Regions from separate parts of the Homo sapiens genome. Here region 1 is linked to region 2. A link is a contact called in ENCODE Hi-C or POLR2A ChIA-PET data. All regions are on one chromosome and are shown on one strand. The core of a region is the stretch at or near the end of the contact, and the rest is flanking DNA. Distances in the headings are between cores, read along the strand shown. Region 1 overlaps PITPNC1 (phosphatidylinositol transfer protein cytoplasmic 1). Region 2 overlaps PITPNC1 (phosphatidylinositol transfer protein cytoplasmic 1).

The links. A loop is a pair of places that touch in the nucleus more often than their neighbours do. ChIA-PET counts read pairs that join two places held with the same protein, here RNA polymerase II (POLR2A). Pooled maps may share reads with other maps.
Region 1: a map of endothelial cell of hepatic sinusoid shows a loop between it and region 2 (5-fold over the local background). The contact joins two enhancer-like sites. A Hi-C loop is called at or near these places in 5 of 168 maps with a recorded cell type or tissue (astrocyte of the cerebellum, endothelial cell of hepatic sinusoid, gastrocnemius medialis and 2 more) and 5 of 50 pooled maps. POLR2A ChIA-PET finds 5 or more read pairs at or near these places in 11 of 52 experiments (CD8-positive, alpha-beta T cell, H1, MCF 10A and 8 more).

What each region holds. Positions count from the first base shown.
Region 1 is chr17:67,396,006-67,402,506 of GRCh38, forward strand. All of the region lies in intron 1 of PITPNC1 (phosphatidylinositol transfer protein cytoplasmic 1), which reads left to right. Among named protein-coding and RNA genes, the nearest start is that of PITPNC1, 22 kb to the left of the region's middle. RefSeq lists a silencer at 6,148-6,442. Within about 2 kb of position 4,391, at least 5 of the 41 ENCODE cell types and tissues checked have a DNase peak (open chromatin) inside an H3K27ac peak, as active enhancers do; they include CD8-positive, alpha-beta T cell, where a contact is called at or near this core.
Region 2 is chr17:67,486,474-67,492,840 of GRCh38, forward strand. The region is part of intron 1 of PITPNC1 (phosphatidylinositol transfer protein cytoplasmic 1); the gene reads left to right. Among named protein-coding and RNA genes, the nearest start is that of MIR548D2, 18 kb to the left of the region's middle. RefSeq lists enhancers at 861-950, 2,800-3,039. Within about 2 kb of position 4,723, at least 15 of the 41 ENCODE cell types and tissues checked have a DNase peak (open chromatin) inside an H3K27ac peak, as active enhancers do; they include CD8-positive, alpha-beta T cell, where a contact is called at or near this core.

The DNA of each region.
Region 1 (6,501 bases), core at 3,141-5,640, 91 kb before region 2:
TGGATTGCGTTTGACGGAAACTTGGACACAGCTGAGTGTAATTATGCTTTTCAGCAGCATGACTTATAGTACTGCAGATATGGGCATACTTTGAGATTTTTCTTTTTGCCAAAATTTGTCTGAAAAGGAGCTTGGTGGTGGTTGTGTGTGCTTGTGTGTTTTTAAGGTAATTAGGCTATTAGAGGTCCAAATGGAATAATCCCCTTAAGCCTTTTCAGGAAAAACACTTTGGAAAGGTTAAGTAAATTTAAAATTAGCCATTATTTACGTAGGTGCTCAGCCTTTTGACCATGTTCTCTAGGAGTTGTTTCTTTTACATTTAGGTTATGTTTGTCAGAAACCATCTTATTTTTTATTTTTATTTTTCTTTCTTTCTTTATTTTTGAGATGGAGTCTCATTCTGTTGCCCAGGCTGGAGTGCAGTGGCGTGATCTCAGCTCACTGCAACCTCTGCCCTCAGGTTCAAGCAATTCTCCTGCCTTAGCCTCCCAAGTAGCTGGGATTACAGGCACCGGCCACCACACCTGGCTAATTTTTGTATTTTAGTAGGGACGGGGTTTCATCATGTTGGCCAGGCTGGTCTTGAACTCCTGACCTCAGGTGATCCACCAGCCTCGGCCTCCCAAAGTGCTGTGATTACAGGCGTGAGCCACCACACCTGGCCTTATTTTTATTTTTTGAGATGGGGTCTCTCTGTTGCCCAGACTGGAGTGCAGTGGTGCAATCACTGCTCGCTGCAGCCTTCACCTCCCTGAGCTCAAGCCTCAGCCTCCTGAATAGCTGGGACCACAGGTGTGTGCCACTACACTGGGCTAATTAAAAAAAAAAGTTTAGAGACAGGGTCTTGCTATGTTGCCCAGGCTGTTTTTCAACTCCTGGGCTCAAGGAATCCTCCTGCCTCATCCTCCCAAAGTGCTGGGATTACAGGTATAAGCCATTTCACCTGGCAACCATCTTATTTTTTTAAATTTATTTTTATTTATTTATTTTTTGAGACGAAGTCTCACTCTTATCCCCTAGGCTGGAGTGCGATGGTGTGATCTCAGCTCACTGCAACCTCTGCCTCCCAGGTTCAAGCGATTCTCCTGCCTCAGCCTCCCAAGTAGCTGGGATTACAGGCGCCTGCCACCACGCCCGGCTAATTTTTGTATTTTTAGTATAGACGGGGTTTCTCCATGTTGGCCAGGCTGGTCTCGAACTCCTGACCTCAGGTAATCCACCCGCCTCGGCCTCTCAAAGTGCTGAGATTGCAGGCGTCAGCCACCACGCCTGGCCGTGACCATCTTATTTTTTTAAAGAGAGAGTTCAGTACTGGTTCTGAGATCAAAAGCAGCCAGATCCCTGGTATCACAGAAGCTTCATCACGGATTCATCTATTTTTCATCTCCAGAATGGCCACCTCAGTGCTGTCCTGGCCAAAAATCTGTTCTCTAGACCTGGAGAAGGAACTGCCCTGAGGGTCTTCCACACCTCTCTTTTTGAGAAAAGTTAAGAACAAAGTAAAAAGATGCAGTGGAGAAATGACGTCGGGGGTTAATGGATTGGGATTTTAGGGCTGGAGTCCAGGCTTATGTTGCTCTCTGCTGAGCTCAGGATCTGCACTGAACATCTCTCTAAATCATGGGCTGGGGTAAAACCTGCTTACACTGGCTCAGACCGGAGGACTTTGCAGCCACCTCAAGACACACGTTTGGGTGTGTCCCATCTCCAATCAGGATGTTCAACTTGCTTTCTTGGATCTTTTTGAATTGCGAATTTGGCCATAGCTGACCACTTGTTTTTGCATCAATACTTCAAAGGGTTCAAGGCCAGGTGCGGTGGCTCACGCCTGTAATCCCAGCACTTTGGGAGGCCGAGGCGGGCCGATCACGAGGTCAGGAAATCGAGACTATCCTGGCTCACATGGTGAAACCCTGTCTCGACTAAAAATACAAACAATTAGCCGGGCGTGGTGGCGGGCACCTGTAGTCCCAACTACTCGAGAGGCTGGGGCAGGAGAATGGTGTGAACCCGGGAGGCGGAGCTTGCAGTGAGCCGAGATCGCGCCACTGCACTCCAGCCTGGGCGACAGAGCGAGACTCCGTCTCCAAAAAAAAAAAAAAAAAAGTGTTCAAATTTTAAGTCCTGGTAATTTATCCCCTCCCATAGCAAGTATTGGCGCAAAAGTAATTGTGGTTTCAGACCATGAATTTTAAATCATTGTAACTAGGCCCAAATACATCTTTATTAATCAAAATAATCAACACATTTTTGCCAATGAGAAATAAGTTTGTTTTTTCCTTTAATGTAAAAATCTGTGCTTCGGGATTCAGCGAACTCTTGGAAAGCATTTTTTTCTTCATCCTGCTGGTTGTGGAAGCGTTTTTCTGTATAAAAAGTTGTCGAGATGCTTGAAGAAGTGGTAATCGGTTGGCAAGAGGTCAGGTGAATATGGCGGAGGAGGCAAAACTCTGTAGCCCAATTGGTTCAACTTTCTAGGCATTGGTTGTGCGACGTGCAGTTGGGTGTTGTGGAGAAGAATTGGGCCCTTCCTGTTGACCAGTGCCGGCTGCAGGAGTTGCAGTTTTTGGTGCATCTCATCGATTTGCTGAGCATACTTCTCAGCTGTAATGGTTTCCCCAGGATTCAGAAAGCCGTAATGGATCAGACCAGCAGCAGCGACCACCAGTGACCGGGATCTTTTTTTGGTGCAAGTTTGGCTTTTGGGAAGTGCTTTGGATTTTCTTCTCAATCCAACCACTGAGCTGATCATCACCAGTTGTCGTATAAAATCTATTTTTCATTGCACGTCACAATCCGATCGAGAAATGGTTCATTGTTGTGGCATAGAGTAAGGGAAGACAACACTTCAAAACGACAATGTTTTTGATTTTCGCTCAGCTCATGAGGCATGCACTTATGAAGCTTTCTCACCTTTCCAATTTGCTTCAAAGGCCGAGTAACCATAGAGTGGTTGACGCAGAGTTCTTCGGCAACTTCTCGTGTAGTTGTAAGAGGATCAGCTTTTTTTTTTTTTTTTTTTTTTTTGAGACGCAGTCGCGCTCTGTTTCCCAGGCTGGAGTGCAGTGGTGCGATCTCGGCTCACTGCAACTTCCGCCTCCTGGGTTCAAGCGATTCTCCTGCCTCAGCCTCCCGAGTAGCTGGGATTACAGGCACATGCCACCACGCCCGGCTAATTTTTGTATTTTTAGTAGAGACGGGGTTTCACTGTGTTAGCCAGGCTGGTCTCGAACTCCTGACCTTGTGATCTGCTCACCTCGGCCTCCCAAAGTGCTGGGATTACAGGCGTGAGCCACTGTGCCTGTCAGAGGGTAAACTTTGATGGTTGTTCTCAGTTGGTCGTTGTCAACTTTCAATGGCTGGGCACTAGCTTCATCTTCAAGGCTCTCGTCTCCTTTGAAAAACTTCTTGAACCACTACTGCACTGTGCATTCTTTAGCCATTCCTGGGGGCAAATGCGTTGTTGATGTTGAGAGTTGTCTCCGCTGCTTTACCACACATTTTGAACTCGAATAAGAAAATCGCTTGAATTTGCTTTTTGTCTAACATCATTTCCATAGTCTAAAATAAAATAAACAGCAAGTAATAAGTCATTAGCAAAAAAAGTGAAAGAATGTGCATTAAAATGATGTATAACATAACCACATTTATTTAAGAATGTATTCCAATATCAAATGGCAAATTCCAACAGTGCAAAAACTTACCCCTGAAAACAGGCATAGTCACTTTCAAACTTGATTTTTCTTTCATTTTACTCTACCTTTTCATTTGATGAAACACCTTTGCATTTTATCTCCCTGAGCCAAAGTACCTGTAAGTTGCCCGGAGTTGGGGTTGGTGCAATACTGTGGAAGAGTGTGGACACGGAAGACCTAGTCAGTCCTTGCTGTGTGATATCAATGATTTGATTGAGAAAGACTCATTTTCCTGGGCCTCACCTGTCAATTTTCTCAACTGTCAAATGCCCTCTTTTGGCCTGTATTAGGGGCTGATCTCATGCAATACGGAGCCTACTCTGCAAATACAAGGGGTCATGGTCATTGTCCATTTGTGGGGAGTGTGAAAACACCTGGTGATCATGATGGGCTAGGTACTGTTTCACACTTTAAAATGCCTTTATTTTAGGGGGACCCTCTAGTGCCATAGGTATTTTGGAGTCTCTGCTTTCCAAATGGCCTATGGGAAATCCTGAGATGTCCGTGGGATCTAACTTTGCCCAGTGGGAATGTTGTGTCATAGTCATAAAGGCTTAAGGATTAGTTTATTTCCAGCCCTGCAGGGGCTATAAATTGCTACTTTAAATTTCATTCCAGCACCCTGATGTTTATGTTGCTATGGTGGTGTGTCTCTTGCTCGGGTGACAAGATTGCCATTGGAAATAGGCCAAAATAACAGCCTAACAGGTGGCTGTGCTTTGGGAAGTCATTTGCAAAACTATTTTGCGAAGAAGTCTGGTGCAAATAAGTCACATGACTGTGCCCTTAACTGTAGTTTATAGTTTAGCATTTTTTTAAAACGCATTCCTCCCCCTTTCCGTTTTATATATAGACTTTTTTCCTCTTTCAAGTAGTGCCGTGCTGATTTCCTGTAGTAACACAAGGAAAGATTTCAGCTCATTTTATTTAGCAGTGGATGTCCTTTCCTTATTTTTTGTAACCAGAGCCCTCTTTCTAAAAATAACCCTTCTTTTCCTAATGTGATTCTTCTTATAGCTGATGTACTCTATTTAAATGAAAGGCCTCTTTTTAACATGCCCATTTTAATCGATATATATTTATTACATATAACTATATATAATAAAATACATATATAAATATATAATAAAAGTAGATTTCCCTGTAGGGTCTAATCCTTCGTGAATGTGGTAGCAGAAATTGTTCGTTACGCTTTCACCTGCCAATTATGATTGTTTTCTTTCTTTCTGTTTTTTTTTGGAGATGGTGTCTCACTCTGTCATGTCACCCAGGCTGGGGTGCGGTGGTGCCAACTCGGCTCACTGCATCACTGCAACCTCCACCTCCCGGGTTCAGGCAATTCTCCTGCCTCAGCCTCCCGAGTAGCTGGGATTACAAGCATGCACCACCACACCCAGCTAATTTTTGTATTTTTAGTAGAGACGGGGTTTCACCATATTGGCCAGGCTGGTCTCAAACTCCTGACCTCAAGTGATCCGCCCGCCCTGGTCTCCCAAAATGCTGGGATTACAGGCGTGAGCCACCGCGCCTGGCCAGTTTTCTTTCTTTTGAGATAAAATCACGGAAAGAACCTGAGTATTAAACCAGTTAAACTTCCTACCCACTTAAGAGTCCTTTCTATGATAATCTTGGATGGCAATCATCTTGCCTTTGGGCTTAATACCAGCCATCGCTTGGGTGTGGGCTCTTTTTGGTAATACAACCTCTATGATTTTCCACTTTGATTTGTTGGAAGATGCTTTCTCATGTTTAGTTGGTATCTGACTCCTTAGAGCTTTCAGGATCGTTTCTACCACTATAGTGACAAACACAAGCCCTTTCCACATGCTGACTCTTTAAACATTTAAAGAAATCTATAATGTTGGCTGGGTGCGGTGGCTCATGCCTGTAATCCCAGCATTTTGGGAGGCCGAGGCAGGTGGATCATGAGGTCAGGAGTTCAAGACCAGCCTGGCCAAGATGGTGAAACCCCATCTCCACTAAAAATACAAAAATTAGCCGGGCCTGGTGGTGGGCGCCTGTAATCCCAGATACTCAGGAGGCTGAGGCAGAGAATTGTTTGAACCCAGGAGGCGGAGGTTGCAGTTAGCCGGGATTGCGCCACTGCACTCAAGCCTAGAAGACAGAGTGAGACTCTACCTCAAAGAAAAAAAAAAAAGAAAAGAAAAGAAATCTAGATTGTTCTCCTTTGATCTTCTCTTCCACTGGCTTGCTACTCTCAATTCCTTCAGATTGAATTTATGAAATGCTTTTGTCTCCCTCACCATTCCTGTGGTTCCTCTTTCTTATTGCCCTTTAGAAAATATTGAACGCAATGCGTTACAGCAGAGGTCAACTAACTTTTTCTGCAAACCGCCAGATAGCAATATTTTAGACTTGCAAGCCGTAAGGTCTCTGTTGCAACTACTCAACTCTGACCTCGTAACATGAAAGCAGGCATAGGGCAACATGTAAATGAATAGGCGTGGCTGTGTTCCAGTAACATTTTATTTGTGGACACTGAAATTTGAATTTCATAAAATTTTCACATGCCACGAAATATTATGTGCCTTTTGCTTTTTCTTTTCCAACCATTTAAAAATGCAAAACCCATTTGTAGTTGGAGAGGCGTACAAAAACAGGCTATGGGCTGCATTTGGCCCATGGGCCGTTATTTACTGATCTTAGATATTGGAGGACCAGTGCTGAAACCACTGGAACTTCAGCTTTAACACTAGCACTGTCATTTTCAGAAGCCGCATCAAACTGCTGGCTGCTTCTGACAAGGTGGTCAGTTACACTTGGTCTTCTCCACCCCCCATCCCCC
Region 2 (6,367 bases), core at 3,473-5,972:
AAGATGGCATTGATCGGAGATGGTAGCAAAGTACAGCTGGGATACTGCTGTCCATATGTTCCATGGTTCCAGAATTCCAAGGACTACAGACAGCCTTGTAGAAATCACAAAGCATGAGTGATAGTTATAAGCAAAGAGGTCTTCTCCTTTTTATCCAAGGACAAGCAAATGGCAGGGAGGCAGAAAGGTGACGTTTTGAATCTGTAGACACATAACGAGGAATGTGGTTGACTGAAAAGTGTCTATGCATTTAGGGCGGTGAGAGCAGACAGTTAGGGGCATCCAGGAAACCTCCTCCTCTCTTGCCTTTCAGGGTGTCTCCTGGAGTCCCGAGTGTGGCATGTTCTGCATTCAAGAGTATTGTGGAGGCCAGACGTGGTGAAACCCCATCTCTACTAAAAATACAAAAATTAGCTGAGCGTGGTGGTGCATGTCTGTAATCCCAGCTACTTGGGAGGCTGAGGCAGGAGAATCACTTGAACCTGGGAGGCGGAGGTTGCAGTGAGCTGAGACTGCACCACCGCACTCCAGCCTGGGCAACAGAGCAAGACTCTGTCTAAAAAAAAAAGAGTACTGTGGAATTCATTCTTATGTAGCTGTATGAAAAAGAAAACCAACATCATAAAATATGAGTACTAGTTTGAAGTCCATTACAGACAAATCACACCATTTTTATGTTAGACCACCCCAACCACTTCCCTTTTTTGTTTTTGTTTATTTTGACAGGTTCTCGCTTTGTCACCCAGGCGGAAGTGTAGTGGCACGATCTCAGCTCACTGCAACCTCTGCCTCCCAGGTTCAAGCAATTCTCTTGCCACAGCCTCCTGATTAGCTGGGATTATAGGCACTCACCACCACACCAGGGTAATTTTTGTATTTTTAGTAGAGGTGGGGCTTCACCATGTTGACCAGGCTGATCTCGAACTCCTGGCCTCAAACGATCCACCCACCTCGGCCTCCCAAAGTGCTGGGATTACAGGCATGAGCCACCACACCCAGCCTCCTTTTTGTTATTGCTCAGATTTACAGAAATTTATTTTGCAAAATTTTACCTCGAAGAAACAAGCGAGTGTTTCTCTGTATCCATCTGAGCTCAGGAGGATGCCCAAGTGAAAGGTGTTTAATCCAACTTCTGTTGAATGATTGACTTCTCAGGGACTGTTAATTTGTAAACTCTAAGAAAGGGGGAAAGTTTAAGTTTTTCCGGCTGCCAAACTTTGGGCTTCATGGTGAATCATCAGGACAGGCTTTCTAGGCCAAGTGTAAGCGCTGTTCTGGGGGCCACTGGTCTGAGGGTGGGGGAGCAGGATGTGTTTATTTAGATGCACGGCCAGAGTTCACACACTTGGGGTTTGGGATCAGCCTCCAGGGCCTAAGTAATTTCTCCCAGGAGATGTCTTCGCATCTTATACCCTGTATAGGATCATCACGGACTGCTGATTGAAGAAAAGGGTTAGGACCACTGATCAGAGAGAAGCTACGATTTTTTCTTTTCTGTCTGTCACAGAGGTGTCAGTAAAGGAGAAAGCTTACTTGAAAGGTTTGGATTACCGAGCAGCTCAAAAGAGCTGTTGCTGGCGGGATTTTCTCCTTGCTGAAGTTTTTCTTTGCCCCTAGAATACTAAGCAAAAAGGAAAGAAAAGATGAAAGGTAAGTCCCTCTTTAAAAATACATTGAGTCAACCCATCGCAGAAAAATACAGATTTCTCAACTGACAAATAAGCGGCATCACTGCATTTGGGAATCAGAAAAAGTCCCCACGATAAAGTTATTTGGGAATTAATCAACACTTGGCTCATCCTAGGCGTGGAGCGCTTCGGAATTCACCTCGTGTTGCTTGGAAGCTGGCAGCCCGGTTGTTATATAATGTGAACCCAGAGGCCTGCCAGACGGCCCTCCCTGTGCCCCGGGGGAGTTACAAGGCTCTGTAACTCTTGGAGTCAGTCAATCCTGCAGAACAGAGTCCAGGGGCCTGGTGTGTGCTGTGTTTTACAGATGACACATTAACCTTTGAAATTCTGTCCTCAGTCACCTTCATCAATGCCTGAGCGAACGAAGGAAGGGCCACATGTGGGCTCTTTTTTTGTTCACTTTTCCAAATGGAGATAAGACATGTAACAAAATTTACCATCTTAACCATTTTTAAATGTACAGTTCTGTGTTATTAAGTGCATTCCTATCGTTGTACCAGTATCACCACTATCCATCTGCAGAACTCTGCATCTTGAAACTCTGTGCCTGTTCAGTGGTAACTGCCTGTTCCCCTCCTGGCAGCCCCTGGCAGCCGCCCGTCTCTGAATTTCAGAGCCACTTTCTGTCCCTGAGTTTGACTACTCTAGGTACTCACATAAGTAGAATCACACTGTATTTGTCCTTGTGTATCTATCTGGCTTATTTCTCTTAGCGTAATATCCTCAAGGTGCATCTGTGTGGTAGTGTGTATCAGAATTTCCTTCCTTTTCAGGAGTGAATAATATTCCATTGTACGGATATACCATGTTTTGTTCATCCATCCATCCCTCCGTGGATGGACATGGGTTGTTTCCACCTTTTGACTATTGTGAATAGTACTGCCATGAACACAGTTATACAAATACCTGTTTGAGCCTCTGCTTTCTGTTCTTTGGGGTACTTTCCCAGAATTGGAATTGATGGGTCATACGGTAACAGACTCCTTTTTTAAAAAAGAAAAGTATCTTGAGAACTTGGGAGAGCCACCCTAGGAGTACTTACTGGGCTGGATTGTTTGCTCCGTCTCCTTTTGCCTCCAGGTACAGCCCATAGGCCTCTGTCCTCACAGATGTGGTATGGAAGAGTGGCCCTGTTCCAGGGTGAGATCACCAGTGTAGACCTTCTCAGTTTGACCCTACATCTGATGAACCCCCAAAAGCACAGAGAGGATCTCAGAATGAACTAAAGATCATGGGCTATAAATGACTCCTTCCTTCTCCTTTTCTTCCTTGGATGACAAAGATTGTGGTCACTATACAGTTATGGTGGCCTCAAGTCTGGTAAATCAATGATGTTTCATGTTAGCTGCTCACGGGATTCACCTTGTGGCTTATTGATGTCCAGACCCCGCCTCTGATCCCGCCTCTAGAGATTCTGATTTCATTGGTTTGAGTCCTGGCCTCAGCATGGGGACTTTTGAAAGCTTCCAGGCGAGTCTAATATGCAGCCAGGGTTCTGTAGCACCCAAGTGAATTACTGAACCCGAACCTTTTCTCAATCCCTTTCATGCTGTCTGTTGTCTTTTTGGTTATTTCTTTTTTCTTTTTCTTTTTTAATTTGAGATGGAGTCTCGCTCTGTCCCAGGCTAGAGTGCAGTGATAGGATCTTGGCTCACTGAAACCTCTTCCTGCCAGGTTCTAGCAATCCTCCCACCTTAGCCTCCCGAGTAGCTGGTATTACAGGTGTGCACCACCACGCCCGGCTAATTTTTGTATTTTTAGTAGAGACGGGGTTTCACCATGTTGGCCAGGCTGGTCTCGAACCTCAAGTGATCCATCCCCCTCGGTCTCCCAAAATGCTGGGATTGCAGGCGTGAGCCACCACACCCAGCCAGGTTATTTCTTTGGAGCATATCTTCAGATTTGTACATCTCAGCCCAAGGTTTAAAGATTTGGAAACAGGCTTTTCTGTGTGTGTGTGTGTGTGTGTGTGTGTGTGTGTGTGTGTGTGTGTGTGTTTTAATTAACGAGGATGCATTATGTAACTTTGGAGCTAAGAATGAGGAATGAGGATGCATTATGTAACTTTGGAGCTAAGAATGAGGAGACCTGGGTCATACTTGTGTGTGTGTGTGTGTTATTATCTAACCAGGGATAATGAATTATTTAACTTGGCAGGATCTCAGTTTGTTGTTGTTGGTTTTTTGTTTTTTGTTTTGTTTTTTTTTAAATCTTGGCTTTAAAATTAGGGCATAGATTGGCAAACCAGATAAAAGAATGAAATTAATGATTTTTTTAAAAATGTCCCCTCTAGCTCTGACATACCACGACTCTGAATGAACAGGTGGAATTGATGGGGAGTGAGGAGGCTTGGAGAGAGAGCCCCCGGGTGTGAACCCATCCTGTTCTAACAATAATGAGCTTTGGGATGAAGAGCCTCCCCGCAGGCAGGGGACTGCTGGGAGTTTCTGGTGTCCCAGAAGAAGCCTTCAGGGCAGCTCTGATCAGTAAATAAAAGGATACGAAATAAAAATCTCAAAGGATCCGTAATGAATAAGAAAGCAGGAATGTCGTCCCCAGGGAGAAATGAGTTGGGGGCTTTGTCAGTCACGAGAGAACATAGCACAGGACTCTGGGTCCAATGGAGCTGAACGTCAGCGCCTCTGTCCCCACGAAAATAGTAACTTCCCTGACACCATCCACCTGATGCCAAGAGCTGTTTATATCAACATTTCTTCTCGGGATTCTTTCAAACTTTATACTTACTTCTCTCCTCCTCTGATTCTATTCAAGGAATGTGAATGGCTGAGGTTTTGTTTTGTTTTGTTTTCCTCTCTAGATTAGCACAGCTAATACAGTGGAATTGTGATGCCAGGGTCTATTAGTGTAGAGAAACAAAGAATGCAGTCCTGCCCTGGGCACCAGGGTTTACTTCCATGGTGACTTCTTCTTAAGCCCATGGGAAAGTGAGAGGGAGGTGACCTCCTCACAGTCGGCTCAGCCTCTGGAGCCCGGAGCCGGAGCCAGCCCCATAGTGTGTGGCCATCAGGATGACGCAGAGAGGCGTGTGAACGCAGCCGGCCACTGCAGCTGGTGCACTTGACTCTGGGCAGCGCGTTCCCAGGAACCCGCAGGACACTGAGGACCGTGCGTGATGTAACCCAGATCTGCCAGATGTGGGAGCCAGCATGAGTCACAATGCCGGGCCGTTCATTAAGAAATGCTTTCTGGGTCATCTGGGTGCAGGGCACTGCTGCTTCCCTGCTGTCCAGGGTTGGAGGCATCAAGTCTGCCCACCAGGAATCCCCAAGTTCATGAACATCTGTCTAAAATTATAGCCTGGTTTTCTGAGCTGATGTGGCACAGAGCACACGCACGCTGATGGTCTCTGGCTTGTAATTTGTTAAAGGATCTCACCACTTTGGTTAGTGGTGGGAAATCAGATAATAAAAACATACGCCCAGGTGGGAGGGTCACTTGAGGCCAGGAGTCTAAGACCAGCTCCAGCAACATAGTAAGACTCCGTTTCTGCAAAAAGATAAAATTACCTGGGCATGGCATGCCTGTAGTCCTAGCTACTTGGGAGGTTGAGGTGGGAAGATGGCCTGAGCCCAGGAATTCAAGGCTGCGGTGAGCTGTGATCACACTACTGCCTCCAGCCTGGGTGACAGAGTGAGACCCTGCCTCAAAACAACGACAAAACCAAAAACCAAAAACCCCAAAAGTGTAAGTTGCTGTGAGGTTTCTGCACATTTTAGTAAGATCAGAAATGAGGTGGGGTGTTGGGAGAAGCCAAAAACTGTGCTGGCATTGTGCCAGTGAAATGCCAGCAATCACGAGCGGTCTTCCTTTTTTTTTCTTTTTTTTTTAAAAAAAAAAAGATGTGCAAGATGCCTTATGGTGAATAACAAGTATATTTCTGAGAAGTTGTAAACTAACTCCTTAAAAAAAATCCTTATGGATATAAGACATACAGTCAGAAAAGTTCATGCATGCATCCCTGGGTAAAATCTGACACCCAAGTAACTGTAGCAAGTTGAAGGGTGGCCCCTTAAATATCCCCCAGAGCCTGTGAATATGATCTTATTTGGAAGGAGACCTTTGCAGACATAATTCAATCAAGGATCTTGAGATGAGATCATTCTGGATTACCTAAGTGGACCCTAAATCCAATGACAAGTGTCCTTACAAGAGACAGAAGAGGAGAAGACACAGACACACAGGAAGGAAACATATGAAGCAGGAGGCAGGGATTAGAGCACTGGAGCTGCAAGGAACAGCTGAGCCACCAGAAACCAAAAGAGGCAACAAACGGGTGGTCCCCTCGTGCCTTTGGAGGGAGCCTGGCCCTGCTGACACCTTGATTTCTTTTTTCTGGCATCCAGAACTGTGAGCCAGTAAACTCTGTTGTGTGAAGCCACCAAGTTTGTGGTGATTTGATAAGGAAACTAATAAAATCATCACACCTAGATGAAGAAGCAGAATGTTTCCAAAACCCTGGAAACTCCCCCTCAAGCCTAGTTTCTGTTTTCACACCGCCCCAGGACAGCTACTGTCCTGATTTCTAACGCCGGGGATAGGTTTTATGCCATTTGAACATAATAAATGGAATCTTACGGTGCATCGTCTTCTGTGTCAGATTTCTTCCCCTCCACGCTTTGTGAGATGTGTTTATCCTGTTGTGTGTTTGATGATTC